Regions from separate parts of the Homo sapiens genome. Here region 2 is linked to region 1. Evidence: chromatin contacts called from ENCODE Hi-C or POLR2A ChIA-PET data. All regions are on one chromosome and are shown on one strand. Each heading gives the region's core, a stretch centred on a gene start or an enhancer-like site at or near the end of the contact. The rest is flanking DNA. Distances are from core to core; before and after follow the strand shown. Region 1 holds the start of FAM242C (family with sequence similarity 242 member C). Region 2 holds the start of HOXC5 (homeobox C5).

Region 1 (6,818 bases), core at 1,370-3,869:
CCTCCCCCACAACTCCTGCTGAAACAGATGAATTTCACCAAAAAAGACCATCAGACTTTCCCCAAGCAGGCCCCCACTGTGCCTGATCGCACACCCCCAGGGGAGGCACCACAGTGGCTAAGCTGGAGACCCAGAAATAAAATCCTCATTCTACTTCCCTGCCCCCTCTTCCCATCACTCATCTGGGAATCCAGGGCGAAGAAGGGAGCTAAAGTGCAGAGCATTCATTTAATATTAACAAATCGAAATGAATTCTTTTAATGCCAATTAACTTCGAGCGGCCCCTTATTAATAGTAATTTAGATTCATACTTGGGAGAAACAGGGACGGGGGCTGGGCCAAATGTGCCCAGAATGTCAATGTGACTGGGGAACTGAAAGGGGAGGGGGGCAGTTTTACTTCTGCCCAGTTGGGTTCCGTTTCCCTGAGAGAAATGGATAGTCACTGGAGGCGGACCTTTGGGAAACACGAATTACTCTTGTAATTTTATTTTTGTTACTTCAAGGAATCTGAATAGTTTGAAGCCATGTCACACCATTTTAATAGTTTATTTTCACAGTAATGCTAAAAAGAAGAATTTCCTCAGAGCTGGGATTTACTTCAAACTCTCTCCTAAGCCAAACCTTACTGACAAAAGGGACAAGTCCCCAGGCCAGCTCTCTACCCTTCTTTGTTCAGAGCTAGAGCCAGAGATCAATATGGGCTTCCCCAATCCCTGCCCCTTCTACCTTAACCAAAACTAAAAGGAAGAATCAACACTGTGTGTCTCTCTGAGAAGTCTCCCCCAGGAGGTAAAAGACCCAAGGGGCTGACCCCTAAGCTGTTCAGCTTACATTTAAGGAAGAAAAACAATCTGCCTGCACTTTTCTTAGAATTTAGGGAAAAAATGAGAATTTAAAATTCAATTTCATGTATCAGAGTTCTCCAGAATACAGCCAAGTGTAAAGAACTTAGTCCCAAATGAAAAAGTTGAACAGAAATTCTGCTCTCACTCGTTTTGCCGGCTTGGAGGTCAGACTGGAGGTGTCCTGAACTAGAACCAGAGCATAGGTTCTGACCCAAGAAGGACACTGTCTACTTCCCAGGCATCCCTCCTTGGCTGGGAGGAGAGGGGAGGATGAGTCCGTTGGAAGCTGAGAATTGTGGAAGCTGGAGATGGGAGTTCTGAGATGGAGGAGGCAGGCGCGTGAAGGAGGTCAGGGAAAGGCAAGTAAATCTACTAACCATTGAAGTTTATAAAATAAAAACCTTAAAAATGGTTTAACATGCAAAAGGTTAAATTTTAAAAAGAGGCCAGGTTTTAAAGAAGGTAAAATACCTCAAATTTAAACAAATAAAAACGAGGAAAATACACAAAACATTTCAAGCAAATTGTTCTTCAGAAGAGGAGAGGTTGGAATTAATCAAAAGACCTTTTTTACACACACACACCCCCCAAGAGTTTCCCAAACAATAAATTCATTTACAAAACAAAAAGAGGAATCAACGCAAAACCTCATCCACACACAGAGGAAAATAAATTGTGGTGATTCTGTAACAGCTGAAAAACTAGTGAGGGAGGAGAAAAATGAATAAACTCTAAATCTATTAGGTGATATTTATAAATAGCAAAATTGGAGGATGGAATGGAGAAAGGAGTTGAACTTATCATTAAAGAAGTAACACATGTGAAAACATAAGGTGTAACTCATCCCCAAAGAAAAGTAAACTCTCCATAAAGTAGCAAGTATACAAATTTATTGAAAAGGAAGAAAGTACCACTCACCCCCCCCAATATAAGTGTATTAATTTGAATTAAAATTTTCTCCAAATCCAAGATAGGTTACACAAAAGAATACAAACATATTTTTTTTCTTTCAACTAAGAGGAAAAACAAAATCCGATTTAAATTCACGAATGGGACAGGAAGGGAGGCTGTGGTTTGCAGGTGCTAGTAAACGGGGTGAGGGTTGTGAAGAGTTTGAGGGGTAGAGGACCAGCTTACCTCGCTTTGGAGCCGCGGCGGCCAACAGGAGTGGGCCAAGGACCCTGCCAGTGCCTGAGTGATAGGGGAAATAAGGAATAGGGGATTCGGGTGCCCCTAGACGAATGAGGAGGATGGAAAGACTGGGGGTGCCCATCTCCCCTCCTCTGCCCGCCTCCCTCCCTCCGGTACCCAGGCCTAGAGAGCTACTGAAAGTTACAAATTGCTTCCATTATTAGCTCATCCCGGGCGGCCTGGTCATTGGCCAGCCCCTGGCCACGTGGTCCCTCGTACCAATCGATCGAATTCTAGTCGCAATTCTCTGTCTGTCCCTCGGCTCTGGGGAGAAAGGGGGGGCTGTGGCGTGGGGGCTGAGGAGGGGCTAAGGCGGGAGGGGCGCCTCATCCCTTCACCCTCCCTTTTCGCCATGTGGGGGCCCTGAGCGCCGCCCCAGAAGAGGTCGAGGGAATGTTGTGGGCTGGGGCACACCAGCACGGCAGAAACTGGAGAAAGCGAGAGACGTCGCCAGGGACCCAGGGACCTCTCCCTCCAGTTCCCCGGGCCCGCCCGGCCCTGATGGCCACTCACGCTATAGCGCCCACTCTGTCCTGGGCCATCCCGCGCCAGCAGTGTAGCCCCCAGCCCGGGCGCCTGAATGCTCTCCCTCCGGATCGCTGCTCGGGTCCCCACTTTGGCGACCGTGCCCCCGAGTCCTGCTTCCCCGGGGCCTGCTCTGTATCAGGCGCCTGCGCCTTCAAGGGTACCCGGCCCGCCTGCCCTCCCCAAGAGCCGAGTTTGCGCTCCTCCCGGAATCGTTTGAGAGAAGGACAAACTTTTGGCAGGATGGAAATCTAGATGAGCCTGTCCGGAGCAGGTAAGCTGGGCCCGGGACGGGTGCGATTCAGCCCGAGAACAATCTGTCTCTCCCCGTCCCGGTCTCTCCCTCCCCTTACCCCTGTTTCCCCTGCAGGCTGACATATTAATCTGCCTTCCCCCGGGAGAAATTTGGGCTGGGGTTGGGCTTCTGTCAGATGCATGGGGTCAGAGCAGCTTTCCTCCCCGAGTTTAGGGACTAAGGTGGTAGCTGGCAGGGGAGGGGGAGGGTTGCTTCCGAAACTGAGGATTGAGGGGAGGGTTAGGGGCCGAGAAACCCAGAGTCTGAGGGAGACGACTTCTTTCCTCAAACGCAACTTGGGGGAACTTCGGAAAAGTTTTTTGAGGGGAGATGGAGAAGGGAGCGGAGTTGGGGTTTCGAGGGCTAAAGTGGGAGAGAGGGTGCTCCGCTTCCCGTACTGAAGGAAGGATGTGTGTGCTTATTCCCCAGTCGGGACCGATTACCAGCCTAGAAAAACCCAGCCGCGTCCCAAACCCGCTCACCCCAGCAGGCCCTTAGAGACGCTTGGAGATCCCCAGACACGCCCCGCGGAAAGGGAAGGAAATGCCAGCCCGAGTTGCCGACTCTGCCGGGACGGGGCGGGGGATCCGCCCAGAGCGGTCCCCTGCTGTCCTGGGCCCTTACGTTGATTCTAAGTTAGGAGTGATCTGAGAGAGGGAATAACTCCCAAAAATCTTTTTTTTTTTTTTCTGAATCCAATTTGAGTCAGAGACCCATTTCCTTGAGATGGAGCCAAGCGAGTGCCCCCTCCCGCCTCCAGCACAATCTCCCGCTCTTCTCCAGTTCCCAAAGGAGGGCAAGGAAAAGGCCCCTACTCTCCTCCCAGGGCTGAGATTTCCTCCCCCACCCAAGAGATGCCCCAGGAGGAAGGAATGGAGAGGTTCTTCAAAGGGCAGTCAAGAGCAGAGGGTGGGTTCAGAGGTCACAGCTGAACTTGGGGCCCAGGACAAGGGGGAAGGGCGGGCCCAGGCCGGTGTAGAAGCTGCGGGGTGGCCTGGGGAAGTGGACAAGGGCAGAGGCCGCTGCAGGTGTTGGGGGGTACCCTGGAGCCCGGGGTGTTCCTGGGCGGGGAGGTCCAGCCAAGCGGCAAGGGTCTGCGCTGTGCCTTTAGTTTTTAGGTTGGGCCCCTCCTGGGGAGCACCCAGCTGGAGGAGCCAGGCAAGTGGCAGAGGACACCTTCCGACTCCTTGGAAAGGGCCAGGAAGCGATCTGGATCCTAGGAGAGAAAATTCCTACGTGGAACATGTGGTGTTCTGGCCCTTCCTGGGTAGACACCTGCAGAGGCCACTTGGCCCTGCCGGGTCAGAAGCCACAAATCTGCCCAGGCCTTTGTTTTCACTATTCCTGAAGTTTTTCTGCTGTGGCCCAGCACCTGCCCTGGCACCTGCTCGGCATCTGCTCATTGGCAAGCCCCGGACGGAGTTGGACTGGCCTAGCTGAGAGGTTTAGGAGGGCTTCCGCTGGCACTGCCAACAGGGAGTTTGGCTTGGTCTCCCAAAAAAAGGGCCTTTGAGAAGGACATGTCCAGGGGCAGACACGAAATCCACTGATACGCAAAACGAATGTAAACCCTTTTCTTTCCTCACATCTTGTGGCCCTTCACACCTCTGCAGTTCAGAGGATTTGGAATGGAAGGCCTCATCCATCCCCAGTCCCAAAGCAAACGTGGGAGCCAGCTTGGGCGTCTTCTTGCAGGCTGCTGGGGCTTTGTGTGCTCTGAGAGAAGATGTCTGGTCCTCTGCCTACCCCACTCCCCCTTTGATGAATGTGGTCCTTTTTGCTCCTGCCTCTCCAATACTACCCCTCGCCCCACCCCCCCACCCCCAACCCAGTCCCACAGATCTATGGGACTATCTCTCTTTTTCTCTTTCCTTGCTCCTCTTCCCCTTTCTTCTTAGGATTGATGGACTGACAGCAGTTTGGCAAGGCTTCCCTAAGCCTGTAATAGGGAGCTGTGGACCCAGCCCTGACTTCTCAAGTAGGGGGAAACAGCTCTATTCCCGGGCCCTTGAGATTGAGTCTCAAGTTGACAGGAGTTGAGAAAGAAATGCATGAAGGATGGCTGGGCTTACGCAGGACAAAAACCTCTACTGGGGAGGGGCCAGTTTTGTGCCTTGTGCCTACTGCTGAGAGGGAATTTAGAAACAAAGGAAGATAAGAAGAAGGCCTAGGGAAACAGCATAAAGGACTGGAAAAATTCAGAACAGCAAAGAGAAAAAACTGGGAGAGAGGAAAAGATGTGAAAAGGCCCTAATGCTGGAGACAGAAAGGTATTCTGGAAGGGTGGCTGGGATAGAGATAACATGAAAGGAATATTGATAAAGAGCAGAAGGAAGAAGCAGGACTAGGTTTGTTTGGGTTTTTAAGATTAGAGATAGTCTGGGGCCTGTTAAAATAGAAAATAGAAGAAAAAAGATTAGAGATAAAGACAGAAAGGAAAAGAAAAGAAAAATAGGGAGAGAAACAGAAAGCAAATGAAAGGAGAGAGCTAGAGAGTAAAAGAAAAAGGAAGGGAAAGAAAGGGAGGTAAAAGTGAGAAAAAATAAATGGAAGGGAGACAGAAAGATAGGTAGAAAAGGAGGAAAGACAGGGACAAGGGAAAGAAGCAAGGACAGGGGAAGGAATGGAAGAAAAAGAGAAAGTGAAGGTAGGGCAGAAATGAAGCAAAAGAAGGAAGGAAAAATGAGAAATGAAGATACAGTGAGATAAAGAAGGAATAAGGGGAGTGAGGGGAAGGCGGGTAGAGAGAGAGAGAAAGAGAAACACGAACTCAACTAAGGTTAACGGTTAACAGAAAGGGGATCCCGGTTCCTGAGGAGCACAGGGAGGAAAGAGGAGATGGAGGGTGAGCAGAAAGGCCAGTTGGGGCCCCTCCCCGCCTCACCTTGGGCTGCGGAGGCCCTGACCGCCACCACTCCGCCGTCTCTAGGGCCCAGACCTGGGTGATGGCTGCCTGTGAACCGTGGGAGGTAGAGGCAGGGGCTGGCTGCCTGCATACGGGCTTCTCTTCTCGAAGCAGCTGAGCGAGCTGGAGTTCTTCCTGCAGCCCTACCTGCCCCCGACACAGCACGCCAAGCTGGACACATGGCGTTGAGGCTGTATGACATGCAGGTCCAGATCTGGTTCCAAAAGGCGTGCATGAAGTACAAGAGGCCAGTGAGGCAGGAATTGTTTGTGGATTCCCACCCTGGCGGCCCCTCTCCCGGGCTCAATCCTCTCACCCGCAGCCCCAAGTGCCTCCATTCCCACCCTACTGGCAGAGGCTGTCTGAAGACCGGGCAGCTTTGTTCCGGGCTCGGGGGTGCTCTGGTTCTGTGAGCTTGGGCCTGTTTGATCATTTGTTGTTGTTGTTGTTGTTGTTTGTTGTTTGTTGGTTTTTTTGGTTTGTTTGTTTGTTCGTTTTTAGATGGAGTCTCACCCTGTCGCCCAGGCTGGAATGCAGTGGCACGATCTCAGCTCACTGCAGCCTTTACATCGCCGGTTCAAGCCATTCTCATGCCTCAGCCTCCTGAGTAGCTGGGATTACAGGCATGTGCCACCACGGCCAGCTAATTTTTGTATTTTAAGTGGAGACGGGGTTTCGCCATATTGGCCAGGCTGGTCTCGAACTCCTGACCTCAAGTGATCCGCCCACCTCAGCCTCCCAAAGTGCTGGGATTACAGGCATAAGCCACTGTGCCCGGTGATCATTTGTTAAATGAGCCCTTTGCACTGGAGGGTTTTTCTGTAGTTTTGGTTAGCCTGCCTGAGTATGTGCAAATGAGACAGGGATGAAGATAAGACCTAGTCCACTTTGCAAGGGTGGGAGGGGAGTGTGAGGGTGTAGGGGTTGGGAGGATGGGAGGCTGGGAGTGAGATCTTCATTTTCTTCCATTGGTGAGAAGAAAAATCTTCCTCCTTTGCTATCCTTATCTCCAACCCTGCCCCAGAAAACCACCTTTCAGGTCAAGGAGTTTCTCC
Region 2 (7,572 bases), core at 4,034-6,533, 93 kb before region 1:
CCAGCTCTGCCACTGTACCCTGAAGTCTTGCCCCTTTAGACCTAGTTGTTCCCCACATCCCTACTACATTCAAGACTCTCAGCCACACTCTACTTACTCAGGGGAACAGGTTTTATGAAATTTCTTTCTACTTTTGATTTTTTTTTAATTATTGGTGAAAAAAATACTAGTTTAGTGATGGGACTCACTCCATGGAGTGTCAAAACAGGATTTCCTGCAGGATTTCTAGGGACCCCCCTCCTGTGCTGGGAGGGAGTTCTTCCCTTGGAGAAATCAGGATGTAATTTTAGAAGGGGGCAGATATAAAACATGAAACCAGATTGAAAATACAGGGGTTTCTCTAGCCCTGGCTCTGGCCACAGCACAGCAAAGTTAGCTGGGGCTGAGAGATTTCCTGGTAGTACAGCTCTCCTTCCCTGAGTCCCAAGGCCCTGCTCAGGGACATGCACCCCTCCTTCACCACCAAACCAGTTCCCTTACATATATATATATATATATATATTTTTTAAAAGAAATCCAAGTCTTACTTTCAAAGCACACACTTAGTCTCAACTAGGGAATCAACAGAAGCAGAAGCGATTTTTTTCCCCCTTCCTGACATCTGGCTTGCGATTGGCTGGGAGGGGGTCAGCTGACTTTGTCATTTTGTCTGTCCTGGATTGGAGCCGTCCCTATAACCATCTAGTTCCGAGTACAAACTGGAGACAGAAATAAATATTAAAGAAATCATAGACCGACCAGGTAAAGGCAAAGGGATGAATTCCTACTTCACTAACCCTTCCTTATCCTGCCACCTCGCCGGGGGCCAGGACGTCCTCCCCAACGTCGCCCTCAATTCCACCGCCTATGATCCAGTGAGGCATTTCTCGACCTATGGAGCGGCCGTTGCCCAGAACCGGATCTACTCGACTCCCTTTTATTCGCCACAGGAGAATGTCGTGTTCAGTTCCAGCCGGGGGCCGTATGACTATGGATCTAATTCCTTTTACCAGGAGAAAGACATGCTCTCAAACTGCAGACAAAACACCTTAGGACATAACACACAGACCTCAATCGCTCAGGATTTTAGTTCTGAGCAGGGCAGGACTGCGCCCCAGGACCAGAAAGCCAGTATCCAGATTTACCCCTGGATGCAGCGAATGAATTCGCACAGTGGTGAGTTTTACAGCTCCGAGATATAAATTAAATAAACTGAACTGGCTTTATGACCGGCTTCCCTAGAAGAACGGGCGGAGAGAGTTTTTTATGGCCCCATAAAAACAATCACGCTCGTCTCCTCACCGAGACAGGGCCCCCTCTTCTGCCCCCTCAGCTCGCCTCTCGCTCGCTTGCAGGGGCCTGGCCCCCTTGGCCCCTGACGGATTGGAGGGCCCCAAGGCGGGCTGAGGGGGCAGGAACAGGGCAGGGGATGAGGGGAGGGAGCAGAAGATAGGGGAGCCCCCCAAAGTGGAGTCAGTCTGAGGAGAAGGGAGGGGGAGAGGAGAGGCAGATAAGTGGGGAGAAGTTTCCAAGGAACTAGGATGCTTGGGGAGATGGGGGAGCCCAGTCCTTGAGAAAGGGGGCCCTCATCCCCATTATCTGGGATTTTTCAAAAATCTGCTTTTAGACTTGCAGCTTTCTGTTTGCCTTTTGCCCCGCCCCCCCGCCCCCCCCCCCACCACACACCTTTCTTTGGGACACACAGGTCCCACCTTATAGGAGGTCTGAAGTTGGGGTCCTCGCTGTACCCCCAGTGGGGGTGGGGCAAGGCAAAAGGGAGAAGGCTAGAGCCCTAAGGAGGCTGTGAGCTGCTGGCCAGGTTGGGAGGGTCAGGACTTTGCTAGGCGAAACAGTCTGCAGAGGACGCTTTGCTGATTGCTTTTAGTGTGTTTTGTGCCCGGATCTTTAGGGGTCGGCTACGGAGCGGACCGGAGGCGCGGCCGCCAGATCTACTCGCGGTACCAGACCCTGGAACTGGAGAAGGAATTTCACTTCAATCGCTACCTAACGCGGCGCCGGCGCATCGAGATCGCCAACGCGCTTTGCCTGACCGAGCGACAGATCAAAATCTGGTTCCAGAACCGCCGGATGAAGTGGAAAAAAGAATCTAATCTCACATCCACTCTCTCGGGGGGCGGCGGAGGGGCCACCGCCGACAGCCTGGGCGGAAAAGAGGAAAAGCGGGAAGAGACAGAAGAGGAGAAGCAGAAAGAGTGACCAGGACTGTCCCTGCCACCCCTCTCTCCCTTTCTCCCTCGCTCCCCACCAACTCTCCCCTAATCACACACTCTGTATTTATCACTGGCACAATTGATGTGTTTTGATTCCCTAAAACAAAATTAGGGAGTCAAACGTGGACCTGAAAGTCAGCTCTGGACCCCCTCCCTCACCGCACAACTCTCTTTCACCACGCGCCTCCTCCTCCTCGCTCCCTTGCTAGCTCGTTCTCGGCTTGTCTACAGGCCCTTTTCCCCGTCCAGGCCTTGGGGGCTCGGACCCTGAACTCAGACTCTACAGATTGCCCTCCAAGTGAGGACTTGGCTCCCCCACTCCTTCGACGCCCCCACCCCCGCCCCCCGTGCAGAGAGCCGGCTCCTGGGCCTGCTGGGGCCTCTGCTCCAGGGCCTCAGGGCCCGGCCTGGCAGCCGGGGAGGGCCGGAGGCCCAAGGAGGGCGCGCCTTGGCCCCACACCAACCCCCAGGGCCTCCCCGCAGTCCCTGCCTAGCCCCTCTGCCCCAGCAAATGCCCAGCCCAGGCAAATTGTATTTAAAGAATCCTGGGGGTCATTATGGCATTTTACAAACTGTGACCGTTTCTGTGTGAAGATTTTTAGCTGTATTTGTGGTCTCTGTATTTATATTTATGTTTAGCACCGTCAGTGTTCCTATCCAATTTCAAAAAAGGAAAAAAAAGAGGGAAAATTACAAAAAGAGAGAAAAAAAGTGAATGACGTTTGTTTAGCCAGTAGGAGAAAATAAATAAATAAATAAATCCCTTCGTGTTACCCTCCTGTATAAATCCAACCTCTGGGTCCGTTCTCGAATATTTAATAAAACTGATATTATTTTTAAAACTTTATACCGGGAATTCTGTTAATTCGCTCGCCCGCCGGCCTCAGGGTGAGAGCTGGAGCAGGCTCCAAGCGCTCCCGCGCCTGCCGGCCCCCTGCAAGCCCCCAGCCCTCTGCACTCGCCTTCCCCGGAGCCCAGGCGCCCGGCCCCGGCCTTCTGTTCGTTCTCGCGATCGCACTGAGGGGCTGGGAGGCCTCTCTGGGCTCCCTGCGCGGAGCAACACACACACCCTGCGGGAAAAAGCCGCGTAGGATTTTGTTGCGGGGGGAGCTGGGATCAGTCGGTTTGGGCACCAACCCCACGCAGGCCTTTCTTCCTGCCTGTGGCAGCCGGTGTCCTCGGCGTCCGAACCCTGAGGCGCCCCGAAAGACCAGTAAAGAAGCACTATCCAGGCACCAGGGTCTCCTCCACCCACTCCCGGGAGTTGGAGGCGGGGGGCGCCGTGAGAGCAAGCCCCAGGCCCGCGCCAAGCTGGCTGTTGCGAAACGTAGCGGAGGCGGAGAGCGGAGGGAAAGAGAAGACCGCGGGACTGGAGCCCTGTCGGCAGGGATTGAGCGATTCAAGGACATCTCGAGAGAGAAAGCCTGGAAACTGAGCTCTCGCCTGCTCTGGTACTCCTGACGTGGCCGGGACAAAATTCCTTCTTCATTACAGCTCCAGCCGGGCTGGTTCCTTACTTTTCTCTCCTCAAACGGGTGAAGAGGCGGGTGAGGAGCGCAGCCGGACCCTAACCATTTATCAACCCTGGCCTTCTCTCTCCAAGCCTGGCCAGAGAAACCTGAGTGGGCCTACAGGGAGAGGTGTTGAGGAGGGTCTCCGGAGGGAAAAAATCCGCCAGAGTTTTCCGGGCCCTTCAGATTCCCTCCAGCGCCCCCACCCTCGCCTCCAGTGCCTCCACCAGTGAGGAGGGGGCCTTCTCCTGGCGGGGCGGAGATTTCCTGGGAAGAAGCAGGCAGGGAAGTATGAGACTTGGGGCTACGGGGGAAGAGGATGGGGCCGAATGGCTGCAGATACCCTGCGAAGGCTACCCAGGCGCCTGCCCTGCCCACCCCCCAGGTCCGCCCCATTCCTCTTGGTAGCTCAGAAATTGCTCTCTTGTGAACCTTATGGATTCAGGTCCCTGGAAAGCCTAGCCCAGAGACCTTTTCCCCAAAGGGCACATAACGGGCCTTTTCCTCTGCCATGCTCACGTAATATTTGTGGAGGCTTCAATCTTGCTTCTCCATGTCCTCAATTAACATCTATTTTCTGTCTAAAACCTCTGGCATAGGTACCACATAAGGATCGCACACAGGGAAACAGAGCAGTCCTCTAGACCATTGTCTGGCTCTGTCCGTGTCCACACACACACTTGAAAATTGCCTTGTTGCCACTCTGGGGACCCTAGCATGGTGAGGTCTAGCCAACTCCACCTGGCTCCTCACCTCCAGATCCATCCCAAACAGCCTGCAACACCCTCAGCTTCATGACCCCCCTATCTTGTTCTGACCACTCAGGATCCCTCCTCCTGGGCGTCCTGTCTACCTCTTCAGAAGCTAATTCTACTTTCTCTTGCTGATAGGCACCTCTTCAGCAGTAGTGGAGCCTTAGGGCCTGAGAGGCAAGGGACTTCTACCTTTGGTTTAGGGAACCTAAGTTAAACCCCATTGGTTCTCCAGCCTGGGCATAGGCCACCTTACCTAACTTAATCCCCTTTCCTCAGCCATTTTTGAAGATTGGAAGACCCTGGAGGTTGGGAGAACGGGACTTTCATTACAAAAAGCACTCTGTGCGTTATAAGTGGGGCCTCGTCTTTTCCCAATTTTAAATAGAATTTAAAAGGCTAGCTCAGGGGTTGCCCCAACAACCAGCTTCTCCTTCACAGTGTAGGAAATCCAGCCACCGGAAAGCAAGCTGGCGCTCCAGGATGCAATTCCCCCACATAGGCACCAGGTGTCGCTGTGGGCTTGTTGTCCCGGCTACCCCCAATTCCAAGAACCTTTTTTTTTTTTTCCCTCCCCCTTCCCTCTTTCTCTCTCTCACTCCCTCTCCCCCTTGGTTGGGCTTTGCCAACATATCGAGATGCTTTTCGCCGGCTTCCATCACTAACCTCCCGGAGGTCATCAAGCCAAATTTATGAGTGGCCGCTCGAGTCACGTGACTCTATTTAAGGCTCCCTTATTTGGGAAGAGCGCATAGGATAAAGAAAGAGATATCTCCACCTATAAATTGTCCACTTTGGAGAACAAAAAACCCCTCAACTTCAAAGAGTCACAAATCACCCTTAATCAAAAAGGGTGCAGAAATTTTTTTGGGCCCTCCCCGCCATGAGCTCCTACGTAGCCAATTCATTCTATAAGCAGAGCCCCAATATCCCTGCCTATAACATGCAAACTTGTGGGAACTATGGATCGGCCTCAGAGGTGCAGGCATCCAGGTACTGCTACGGCGGATTGGACTTAAGCATCACTTTCCCACCGCCTGCGCCTTCCAACTCTCTCCACGGGGTAGACATGGCTGCCAACCCCCGGGCTCACCCCGACCGCCCCGCCTGCAGCGCCGCGGCCGCTCCGGGACACGCTCCGGGCAGAGACGAAGCGGCTCCTCTGAACCCCGGGATGTACAGTCAGAAGGCGGCTCGCCCGGCGCTGGAGGAGCGAGCTAAGAGCAGTGGGGAGATCAAAGAGGAGCAGGCGCAGACAGGGCAGCCCGCCGGACTGAGCCAGCCACCGGCCCCGCCACAGATTTACCCGTGGATGACCAAACTGCACATGAGCCACGGTAAACTTTAGGACTTCATTTTGCGCTCTCGGGTCCGCCTGGGTTTTATAGGCCATGCGGGGCAAATAAAGAAAAAAAACCTGCGGCCATAAATTTTACGATCCAGGCATCAATGGCTCGTAAAACTGTCCACTAAAAGGCTTAGAGGCTGTGTGCGCCCAAATTTACGACGACATAATTGGATCATAGGAACAAAACGTGTATAAAAGGCAATATTCAATTTTTGGGGGAGAGGGAGGGAGTTAAAAAAATAGAGGGATCTGAAGGGTGAGGAGCGCGGGGCTCCAGAGCGGGGATCCCCCCGCGGCTCCCTCCCTCCCTCCCCTGCGGAGCCGGCTCCGCCGGCGCTTGCGGCTCCGGAGGATTCCAGCGACTCGGGAGGGGCGGGAGGGGGGTCCCCGGTGCTCGGATCTCGAGGGTGCTTATTGTTCGGTCCGAGCCTGGGTCTCCCTCTTCCCCCCAACCCCCCCTCAGCCCCTCCGGCTGCAGAGTGAAGGCTGCGGTGGAAAGTTTCCTGCCTGGGCGGAGGCGCCTCTCCCGGGGCTGGGCTGGGCTGGCCCGCCTGCGGCCCGCGTGGCCTGTCTTGCGGCTCTCGCCTCCTCTCCCTCCGGCCGCGGGTGGGGGCCTGGGCTGGGGTGGGGACGGGGGAACGCTGCAAGCTATTCACCCCTTCCTGGCTTGGGGTGGGGTTTATGTTCCAGAGACGGACGGCAAGCGGTCCCGAACCAGTTACACGCGCTACCAGACTCTGGAACTCGAGAAAGAATTCCACTTTAACCGCTACCTCACTCGCCGCAGGCGCATAGAGATCGCCAACAACTTGTGTCTCAATGAGAGACAGATCAAGATCTGGTTCCAGAACCGCAGGATGAAGTGGAAGAAAGATTCCAAAATGAAAAGCAAAGAGGCTCTTTAGAGGCAGCGGGGGAGGCCCGCAGAGCGCGCCCCTAGCCGGTTCCTGTCCCTGCGCCTTTCCTTTTCGCCTTTCCTCTCTATATTTCGGGTCGGGGGCAGGTGCTGGAGCACTGGGCTCCCGGGCCCCACAGACAAAAGCGCTTTTCCTTGGCATTCCGCATCCCTACCGACCCAGGGTTCCCGCGGGGCTGTCGGCGCTGCCCCATCTCCCCTCAGCTCGGCTCAGCTCGGTACCCGGGGCCCAGGGCAAGCTCCGCAGGACTTCCCCGGAGGGCTGCGGCGTACAGGCTGGCGCAGAACGAACCTTGGCCTGGGCCGTATCTCCGGCTCCCAGCCTCAGCGCGGCCCTCCCGAGTTAAGGTGGGCCCGGCCCGCGCCACAGGACCCTCGCCGGACCCTCTAACCTCGCCCTCTCCTTTGTTCCCGGCTGGACGGGTTAGACAGCCAAAGGCTGGCGAGAGTCTGGCCCTAGACTCGGGGTGCTTCCTTGTAGCGACTAAACTAGATTTTCACTTATGAATGATTTGCATATGAAAGGAGAGCATCGGCCTAGGGCCCCCACAGTTGCTCTATGCTTTCCAAACCTTATCTCCACAACCTCTTCCCCCCAAAACCCGGGAACCTCCCCAGCCTGCGCCTGCTGCATGCCCTCTCAGGCCGGCAGCCCCAGCCTGCTAGCTAGCTCAACTAGTGGGGTTTCCTGGCACTGGACCCCAGCAAGTGGTCCTAGAGGCCCTTTGCTGTCCCATAGTCCCTGCCACGAATTTCTGTGCCCTCCTGACCCATTGCTGTTGTCCAACTATTTATTGACTCTGGGTCCTTCCTGAAACTATATTTTGTCATATCA

Evidence for each region. A loop is a pair of places that touch in the nucleus more often than their neighbours do. ChIA-PET counts read pairs that join two places held with the same protein, here RNA polymerase II (POLR2A). Pooled maps may share reads with other maps.
Region 2: a loop to region 1 is called in a map of mammary epithelial cell, with 9 times the contacts of the local background. The contact joins the promoter of HOXC5 here to the promoter of FAM242C in region 1. A Hi-C loop is called at or near these places in 28 of 168 maps with a recorded cell type or tissue (A673, Caco-2, Calu3 and 20 more), 34 of 37 single-sample maps with no recorded cell type and 25 of 50 pooled maps. POLR2A ChIA-PET finds 5 or more read pairs at or near these places in 9 of 52 experiments (Caco-2, HEK293, HEK293T and 6 more).

What each region holds. Positions count from the first base shown.
Region 1 is chr12:54,123,776-54,130,593 of GRCh38, forward strand. FAM242C (family with sequence similarity 242 member C) reads right to left here and starts at 2,620. Exons shown (of 3, transcript NR_170197.1): 1 at 2,552-2,620; 2 at 1,985-2,038. It overlaps LINC02381 (long intergenic non-protein coding RNA 2381), which reads left to right and starts at 2,296. Exons shown (of 2, transcript NR_026656.1): 1 at 2,296-2,837. RefSeq lists enhancers at 2,670-3,303, 3,304-3,939.
Region 2 is chr12:54,027,767-54,035,338 of GRCh38, forward strand. It overlaps HOXC5 (homeobox C5), which reads left to right and starts at 5,284. Exons shown (of 2, transcript NM_018953.4): 1 at 5,284-5,810; 2 at 6,512-7,572. The coding sequence starts at 5,357. The coding sequence ends at 6,726. It overlaps MIR615 (microRNA 615), which reads left to right and starts at 6,184; the gene lies at 6,184-6,279. It overlaps HOXC6 (homeobox C6), which reads left to right and starts at 674. Exons shown (of 2, transcript NM_004503.4): 1 at 674-1,155; 2 at 1,889-3,057. The coding sequence starts at 756. The coding sequence ends at 2,196. It also overlaps a transcript of HOXC4 not described here. RefSeq lists enhancers at 4,799-5,093, 5,088-6,239 and a silencer at 6,323-6,382.